Regions from separate parts of the Homo sapiens genome. Here region 1 is linked to region 2. A link is a contact called in ENCODE Hi-C or POLR2A ChIA-PET data. All regions are on one chromosome and are shown on one strand. Each heading gives the region's core, a stretch centred on a gene start or an enhancer-like site at or near the end of the contact. The rest is flanking DNA. Distances are from core to core; before and after follow the strand shown.

The links. Hi-C counts contacts between places; a loop is a spot of excess contacts on that map. ChIA-PET counts read pairs that join two places held with the same protein, here RNA polymerase II (POLR2A). Pooled maps may share reads with other maps.
Region 1: a loop to region 2 is called in a pooled map of posterior vena cava, with 13 times the contacts of the local background. The contact joins two enhancer-like sites. A Hi-C loop is called at or near these places in 1 of 168 maps with a recorded cell type or tissue (astrocyte of the cerebellum) and 3 of 50 pooled maps. POLR2A ChIA-PET finds 5 or more read pairs at or near these places in 4 of 52 experiments (AG04450, HCT116 and WTC11).

Annotation. Positions count from the first base shown.
Region 1 is chr10:125,077,778-125,082,473 of GRCh38, reverse strand. The region is part of intron 2 of CTBP2 (C-terminal binding protein 2); the gene reads left to right. Among named protein-coding and RNA genes, the nearest start is that of MIR4296, 47 kb to the right of the region's middle. RefSeq lists enhancers at 1-94, 95-923, 3,207-3,708. Within about 2 kb of position 3,143, at least 4 of the 41 ENCODE cell types and tissues checked have a DNase peak (open chromatin) inside an H3K27ac peak, as active enhancers do.
Region 2 is chr10:125,035,537-125,040,298 of GRCh38, reverse strand. It overlaps CTBP2 (C-terminal binding protein 2), which reads left to right. Exons shown (of 11, transcript NM_001329.4): 3 at 1,144-1,302. The coding sequence starts at 1,245. Among named protein-coding and RNA genes, the nearest start is that of MIR4296, 5.0 kb to the right of the region's middle. Within about 2 kb of position 1,443, at least 15 of the 41 ENCODE cell types and tissues checked have a DNase peak (open chromatin) inside an H3K27ac peak, as active enhancers do.

The DNA.
Region 1 (4,696 bases), core at 1,894-4,393, 40 kb before region 2:
CTATTAAATCTTATTAATAATTGATTTTAGTGGGAAGTACAAGTTCAGTACATAAAGCAGGAGCTTTTTGGGGAAGTTACTGAGTTTTTTGTCTTCTCCAGAGAGAGGCCAGAAGGGCAGCATCTCCAAGGTGAATCTGCCCATTGGCTGTAAGGAGCATGGACGAGGACTTAAGAGGCAGCCCATCTGGCCACATCTCCAAGGCGAGGCTGTCCACTGGCTGTAAGGAGCATGGATGGGGATTTTGAAGACAGTGTGTCCCGGAGCCGGCCTGCAGAGACAGGCTGCCTGGGGGGAGGAGGGCAGCCCCCAGCTCCGGCGTGGCCAGCCCTGACCTTGGGCCATCAGGGAGGGCACGCCAAGCTTTGTGACTTTCAGGTCTGTTCCCTTGCCCACGGGCTGGTTCTGGCTGGTTTCTGGACTGTACTGTGGCCGTGTGGAATTCTCTGGCACACAGCAGCAGGTACAGAGCCTGCCCCTGGGCAGCGCTGACCATGCTGGCCTGGGGTTTGGATACTTGAGCCTGGGTAGAGACAGGGTGGGTTCTCGGTGGCCACTTCCTCTGCAGCAGCCAACAGCAGAGACAGAAGGAGGCCTGGGACCTTGCCCTGCCTGACCCGCCTGTCTTTCCATCTGAAGCGCCCCTGACATGCTGTGACTCTTACTTTATTTTTGGTAGTTTACCTTAAAGAGTAATGAAATCACATTGCAAAAATTTGGGTTCTCTGGGAAAATATCAGTCAATCTTGATTCTAAAACTTGAACACAATCACTGTGGCCATTCATGTCTATTTTTTTTTTCCCTTTAACTTTTTCTTTTGACATAATTACAGACTTACAGAAGAGTTGTAAGAATGGAACAAAGAATTTCTAATTACCCTTTACCTAGCCTCTCCAAATGACATTTTACCACATTTGCTTGTGTTTCTCTCATATACAGAAACACACGCACAGAGTATATAATCTTCAGATCCCTCTGAGATATTTGCAAATATATAAGGCTAAAGTATTTAGGGATGGAGGAGTTAATTTTTCCTAAACACAGTGCCCATTCTTTCACATAAGACAAGTATCAAGGTCAGGAAATTAACATTGATAATCATATCTAATATTCAGATCTTACTGATTTTGCCAGTAGTCCCAATAAGATCCTTTATAGCAAAAGAAACTTCGGATTCTGCGTTGCCTCTGGTTTCCTTGTCTCTTTAGTCATCTTTAATCTGGAACCGTTTCTTGTCCTCCTTTGTACCATGACATTGATGTTTTTGAAGAGAGCAGATGAGTCATTTTGTAGAATGGCCCTCAGTTCAGTTTGTCCTGTGTTTTTTCCTGATTGGAGTTGGGCACTTTGGGCGGGAATGCTCAGGACCCACTGTTGTTGTCAGCACAGCGGATTAGGAGGGCACATCATGTGAATTTATCTTATTATTGGTGGGGTTAACTTTGATCACTTGGCTAAGATCGAGTCCGTCTTTCTCCACTGTAAAGCTATTATCTCAATCTCCTTTTTTTTTTTTTTAAGTCCTGTACATGATTTTGTGCATCGTAACATACCAGGTCTGGGTATGGGATGTGGGAGGCAGCGCTGTGCCCTTAATTTGTGGAGGTGACGCATGTGCAGTTGCCTCCACTGAACGTTAAAAGTGCACTCCTGTGACCCTGAGTTGAGTTCAGAGACTCCTATCAGGTCAGAAGAGCTCCTGCTGTTGACCTGCAGGGCACAGCTTGAGACCTAAGTCTGGCCCTTCCAGATGGGCCATGGCTAAGGTTCCCTCATTCAATAAATAATTGATGACTTCAGCTGCTGTATGCATGGATTTCTTGCGTGACTATTTTTCCCCCTTTTTAAATTTCTTATGTGCGTCTGGAGACCCTTTGGCAGTGGGGCCTGGAGCTCCTTTTAGAAAAGATCCACAGGAGATTGTGTTTCCAATGATGACAGCCAAGATGGCACAGGTGGCAGCCCTCCCATGCTAGGGGTGTTGTCAGGTCGACAGCGCTCAATCCCCATTGTTCCAGAACGGCCAGAGGACAGTGACCAGGGGCAGAGGAGAGTGCACTCTCATGGCCCAGCCCCTCACTTAGCCCACCTGCCCTGGGCTGGGTGCACTGGTGGCTACCACTGCTTGGTAAGAGGTACGGGTGACAGATGTCTTGGTTGACGGTGTGGGTGTGTGTTTTTTTTTTACCCCTAATCCAAGGAAACTGGGTGTATTTCTCTTTGTGAGTTTTGACTGCTGTTCCCCTAAGTCAAGTTATATGGAAGCATGATTTATCTTCTCCAAAAAATATGGGCCCCTCAGTGAAGTTAAACAGAGTATAAAATGCCTTCATGGTAGTTAAATTTATACTCTGTTAAAATGATTTGTGCACTTTGCAGTAAGCTGTGATATTAAGTGCATAAATATACAGCGGAGTTAACTTGGAGGAACGTTTTATTTGACAGGATCACTTAAATGCTCAGGTACAGTATCGAAACCATTTAGCATGGTTACCAGGAATGGAGGGTGAGCCGACTCTGTTTAAAATCTGCAGAAAACATTCAGAATCCAAAGGAAAGCTTGTAAGTAAGTACTTCTCCATGGAGTGCTTAATCGTGGAAGTGGTTTTCATCACAGGAGAGAGGATTGCAATTTCTAAATCAGTCTCCCTGCATCATGTGAGAAAATGCCTTGTAAATAAACTCTCCATTGGAATAGTCACTTGTCCTAAGCGTGGAACTGATTCTATTCAAATTAGCAACCATTATAGATATTTTGGTCTTCTATTGTCAATGACAATACATTTTCCTGTGGGAATAGGTTATTTAGTCCATATTGGGACATTACAGGAGAATTAATAATTAATGACATGCTAGTGCTCGGCCCACCCTTCTGTTTTTGTAGCCAAGGCTTGATTGGATTTTCTGTATGTATAATGGGCTGTTTCAAAATGGTCTTGCCTCATTGTTTCTTCATATCTTATTGAAACCAACCCACTGTTGATCTCAATCTGTGTAAGGAGAATGCGGAGTATGGCATTCGCAGGACTGAATCCCTAGATTTTAAGTTTGGAAGGAGATCCAACCGGGCAGATGAATTGACCGGTGGTGAATATTCTGTAGCATTTTCCTCCCTGGAGAGGAATGCCGCCACCGCTGGGAACCGTGGACTGGCATGTGAGCCAGTGGCTGTGAAAGGCGCTGTGCCCTGTGTCCTCCGTGTACTTTAGAGCAGGAGCGTCACACATGGTGGAGCCGGGTGATATCCCGGGCAGGCTCCCGAAAGCTCCTGGTGGCCCATCAGGGGCTGGTTTTTCCACCTTTTTTTTTTTTTTTTTTTTTTCCTCGAGACAAGGTCTCACTCTGTCACCCAGGCAGGAGTGCAGTGGCATGATCTTGACTCACTGCAACCTTTGCCTCCTGGGTTCAAGCAATTCTCGTTCCTTAGCCTCCCGAGTAGCTGGCATTACAGGCACTCGTCACCATGCCCGGCTCGTTTTTTTTTTTTTGTATTTTTAGTAGAGACAGGGTTTCACCATGTTGGCCAGGCTGGTCTTGAACTCCTGACCCCAAAATGATCTGCCCGCCTCAGCCTCCCAGAATGCTGGGATTACAAGCACGAGCCACCGTGCCAGGCCTGGTTATTCCAAATTTTTTGATTGGTCTAAAATTTGTAATGAATGGTAGGAAAACACAGCAGGAAAAAGAAAGAACATTATTATTGGTAAGGGTCAGATTAAGCCCTGGGTGAGAGTCATGAGTCCCTAGAGGTATCTGAAGAAGTCCTCCTGGCTTTGGCCATCTCTACAGGATCCGGTGATTGCTCCGCCTCCAGAGCTGTCCCCAACCATCGCAGCTTGGCTTGTCTGTGACCTCGTGTCAACTCAAAACAGCACTTTCCCCCCGACACTTTGAAGTCAACCCTGGTAGAATTTGTGAGGAAATGGCCAGTGTGTGTTGGGTTTAAAAAAAAAAAAAGGCTGTGGAAGTAGAACAATCTTGGGGTTGCCACAGAACAGGCAGTTTGAGGTGACGAAGTGGCTTTGTAATCAATAATAATTGATAAGACCTTGTTTCTAGCAGGCTGTAGACAAAAATAATCTTCTTGGACCTATCTTCGCCTAGGAAATATGTCCTAGAACCTCCCTCCTCTGTTGATCTCAACGCCCAAGCCCATCCTCCCATGAGAAAGGTTTTTTTTTTTTTTTTTTTTTGAGACGGAGTCTCGCTCTGTCGCCCAGGCTGGAGTGCAGAGGCGCGATCTCGGCTCACTACAAGCTCCGCCTGCCAGGTTCATGCCATTCTCCTGCCTCAGCCTCCAGAGTAACTGGGACTACAGGCGCCTGCCACCATGCCTGGCTAATTTTTTGTATTTTTAGTAGAGACGGGGTTTCACCGTGTTAGCCAGGATGGTGTCGATCTCCTGACCTCGTGATCTGCCCGTCTTGGCCTCCCAAAGTGCTGGGATTACAGGCGTGAGCCACCGCGCCCGGCCTGAGAAAGGTTCTTATGGGAATTGTGATGAAGGGGTCAGAGCAGCCCCCACCTCCCCCCATCAGCACCACCCAGGGCTGAATCTGAAGTCAGACTTGGCTGCTTAAGCCACAACCTAAGATAACTTTGAATACCAGGTGCTGAAATCACAGAACAGACTCCAAATGGTGGCCCCGTTTGGACTAAATGAGAGGTGAGCTGAGGTTGAACACGGGAGGCAGA
Region 2 (4,762 bases), core at 194-2,693:
ATTTTTAGTAGAGACGGGATTTTACCATGTTGGCCAGGCTGGTCTCGAACTCCTGACCTCAGGTGATCTGCCCGCCTCGGCCTCCCAAACTTCTGGGCTTACAGGCATGAGCCACCGTGCCTGGCCAAGATTCATTAAGCCTCCTTTAATCAATGTAAAGAATGCAGTTCCAGAGCAGTGACTTAAAAGCTGGGATATTGGGGACAGCTGTTAATGATCTGGACCTCACCGGGCACATTGGTGACAGTCAGAGGCTTCCAAAGTGCTCAGATCCTCCTGAGAAGGAGGATGGGCAGCAGCTCCTCTTCCCCAGGCCGCAGTCAGGTCTCCCTCTAGAGAATCCCACATACCCCAAACCACATGGGAGACCTTTCTTGCCTCCTCCATCAGCCTCACCTCTACCTGAAACGTCATGGGGATGGTTACACTCTCACACTAAGAAATACTTCAGCCCATATAGCTGGAACCAAGTGTCAAGGCCAGCAGCCTGGGACCCTGCCCTTGCTGGTGCTGACTGCGGTCCCCTCCAGCTGCAAGGAAGGTTCAGGAAGGCGGCATCGGAGGAACGTTGGTTAGGAGCTGCTGGGGCTTCCCACCCGCGTTCTCACGTGGTAGAGTCAGGGTTTTGTGTTGTGCTGAGCTGTGGCTTTGACCCCTGACCCCTGCGCGGCTGTTTTGGAAAGCATTGTTGTAACTCACCTGGCAGCAGGCCTTCGCAGAGCCCCTCGAGTCGCCACGGTGTGCGTCTGCATCTCAGTGTGAGTGCGTTTGGGGCAGGTCCAACTGGCTGTCACTTGGTCTCTGCCACTGGAATATAATTTATTACACTTCAAATTGGTCAGTAAATTGGAATTTATAGCCCTAAAGTTAAAAGCAAGAGATCTGTTGGAATTTGCTGCTTCCAGAAATAACTGACGATTGTCTTGTGTGCATTCACTTGCTTTCTATTATGAGATAAGAAGCAGGAGGCGGCTGAGATGCACTTGGTGCAGCCTCCATTCCCAGTGCTTTGGGAAAAGAGCAAGTCCCATGTGTCCGCATGGCAGGTTCCCTTATAGAAAGTAGCAGTTAAGTCCCCAGTGAGCTGTTGTCCTGTGCCCAGAGGGTCTCCAGAGAGTAAGGATTCTTTTCTCCTTGTTTCAGGGTTCATAGTGGCGTCATGCACGCAGACTCCTGCAAGTTCCCCTAAGTTCTTAGAGGACTGCTTTGCCTTTTGATCTGAGAGTTGCAAAGTTCCATAAAGAATGGCCCTTGTGGATAAGCACAAAGTCAAGAGACAGCGATTGGACAGAATTTGTGAAGGTAAGAGCGTGTTTGGCGGTTTTTACCAAACATACGTAGTCCCTCACTCAAATCTTCGCTGGCTGCTCCCTTGAGTTGGCTGTGCCACTCCCCAAGCCAGAGTCCCTCCTCCGATTCCAACACTGCATACCATTGGCACCCTCTGCTGGGTGTCCTTGGCCGTGGGCCTGGCCTTGGCTTAGGACAAGGCCTGGCTTCTGGGGCGGGGTTGGGGACTAGGAGGACAGTTTCAGGGCTGGTGGGCCCTGAGGTCTATGTCTTCCATGTACCTAAGGTTATTTTGCATATAAAAGATGGTGTTGATTAGGACCATCTTTTTTCACTTCCTGAAATCTCAGGACTTTACCTGTTTTGGATTAAGATATTTACAATGCTGAATTCCCTGATACTATGAGATTCCTGAAGAGCCCAGCATTGCCCCTCGTGGTGTGTTCATGTCCCTGGTATCTTTGGAAATGTCTGGAAGTGTTCTGTTCATGAAAGGAAAAATAAACATAATTAAAATCTAATGGAAACCTGGGGACAAAACTCTGAAGTGTTGATTAAGCACTGCGCTCTTCCAGCTAGCGGGTGGTAAGAAACCAGCGTGTGGGTTCGGGTTTAGGGGTGAGTGCACCTGCCAGATGGGGTCAGTGCTACAGGGCTGCTCTTTGCTCAGGGTGATTGCTGGTACTGCCCTACAGGGTGGCTCTCGGAGGGAAGCGAAGATGGCTCCGCAGCCCCCTCTGCACCCTTCACGCACACGCTGAAGTTTAGTAGCTGACCCACCAGTTTGTGGACAGGAATATGCAACCCACAGGGCTTCCCCTGCAGCTGCCCATATGGAATTGTCTGTCCTATAAGTAGATGTGGCTCATGCCACACGGGGTGGGGACATCATAGACATTCTGCTGAGTGACTCCATGGCCTCACAGAACTCTGCGCTGCAAGAACACAAAAGCACTGACATTCCTGGGGTTCAGTATAAGGAGTTTGGCGTTAAAGGGTTTTTTTAAAGTAAACATTCACAAATTATAAAAACCTACAGAGAGGTTGGTAGGATGGTACAGTGAACACCAATATTCCATTCAGTTTTCCAGATTCTTTTGAGGGGAGATAAAGATAGAGATATACATATAAATAGACACTGTGTGAGTAGATGATGGATTTTCTTCCAGAACCATCTGAAAAAATTCAGGGGCAGCACTTTACTCTGGACTACCTATGGCATGGCACCTTTTATCCAATTTCGTACTGCTCCCAGTACCGGAATGAACCCCAGGAATCTAACCTCAGGGACAGTATTGTCTAGTATAGGCTGCATATTCGCATTTCCTCCACGTCTCTTTGCCTGTGCAATAGATAAGGGTCACGCATTGTGTTTAGTTGTTACATCTCTCTAGTCTCCTTAGTCTAAAATTATCCCCTGGGCTTTTTTGACTTTCAGAGACATTGGACTTACTGAAGAGCCCAGGCCCCATTGATTTGTAGACTATTCCACAGTATAGGTTCACCAGATTGTATGGGGAGTTGTAAAATTTACTCTTGACTTCCACTGTAAAGGTGCTTGATTGAGGTTACTGAGTACTTGCTTCTGGAACACGCTCGTGACTCAGCTTTCCAAGGTTACTAGCAGGAATGCCTCTGGGGCTGACTCCACCCCCTGCACCCAGGATTCTCCAGGGATGTTGCATCAGAAACTAGAATGGGATTGAAGAGCTAGCAGCGTTTCCTCTGTGTGTTTCCATGGCTGTATAAACCTGACTTGGGCAAAACCATTGTCTGCTTGCAGACCCTCTGTCCCATCCAGACAGGTGCTGAAGGATGGTTCACCAACCTTCCCACCCCCTTCATGTGTAATAGGAAATTTTCAGCCAATTTTTTATAACAGAAGTTTGCATTACCTTGTCTATGCATGGTGTTCCAGATACATTTGCAGTTATATATTTTAAATTTCTCAATAACTATCAACGCAGACAGGCCAAAATGCAGTTACTCCAGTGTGGGTCACCATCTATATGTCAGCTCCCTAGGCATCTCATTAAGTACTCACAGTTGGTCCCAAGTGCTTTGTTGGTGCTCCTCCTATGTATAAGCTGACTTAGTCCTTGTGGCACCTGTTATGGGTCAGGACAGGTGGCACCCATCTCACAGGTGCTGCCAGAGAGGCGTTGAGCAGTAGGCAGTTTGCACCCAGGAACCCGGGCAGTCTGTTTTTTTCTGTTTGGCCTTCTCTCATACCAGCTTGTTGGATTCAGCTCTTTCTTCCACCTGAAGGCCTTGAACATCTAACACACACAAACACACACACACACACACACACACACACACACACACACACACACACACCCCCTCTAGCTTTGAATTCTCACCATGTTTCTATTCTATCAACTACTTGTAGAATGTTCTGTATTGATATGCAGAGAGCCTGTCAAACTGTTTTTTTCTCCCTCCCCACTGCCTACACCTGACACAGGGACTTCTGCGTCCCTTAGGTTTGTTTTTTTTTTCTTTCTAAATGATTAAAAGCATGAAGCTGCCATGTTCTGCTGTGCTTACCCGGTCTGCTCCCAGGCTTGTAGGAACTTTGTCTTCCTGCTCTTGGTGTCTGGATACACCAGCTCCTTAAAATTCGTCCCCTCCCGCCTGCTACACAATGCCAACATCAAGCCCTGGTCGTGGGTCCCTAGGCTGGAATCAGGCAGGCCTCTCCAGGGTCCCACTCCAGGTACTCCGCTGGAATCTGAGCATCACCCCTGCACAGATACTTGTACAACCTTTCCCTGTTTTCTAAGGCCTGTCCAGCCCCTTCCTCTTTGAAACTTTTCAAAGCAAGAAAAAGTGGCATGGAGCTTGATCCTTCTGTGTGCCCAGAATCTGCCGTGGGGATTCACTCCGCCAGGCTGTGTCTCTACTCGGAGAGCAGGACACAGACAGTCTTTGGGACTCCAGCCAAATGAGCTGGAATAATGGTCTTTCTAGCCAATGTAAAAGCCACATTTTAATTTTTTTAATGTAACTCTTTGAGTTTGCTATTTATAATTGTTCCTTTTTTTTCTGATGCCTGCTATCAAGCAATCCTATAATACCATGTAAGAATTATTACGAAGGAGCCCTCTCGTAACACAGGCTGATCAGAACAAGATTGTGGTCTCCTCATTCTCAAGTATAATGGAGATCTTCCTATCTGTTTAGTCTGCTGACATAATTGACATTGTGAACTGCACCAGCTGGAGGGTTTTAGTACCTACTTTATCGCATTATGCCAGAGCTCCTTTGGTTTGCCCCAAACATCTATTGGTTGGAAATGAGGGCTAGCTAACAATCACTCAGCATTGCAAAGGGAACCCAGAAGAGCATCTTGCAGAGCCCTGGGTTTGTAGAACTTAATAAACCACAATGGCTGTTGTTGGTGGTAACTTTTTGTTAGAGCTGCTTCTTGTGGATTATGATAGAATCAGTCTGTAAACACTGCTCCCCT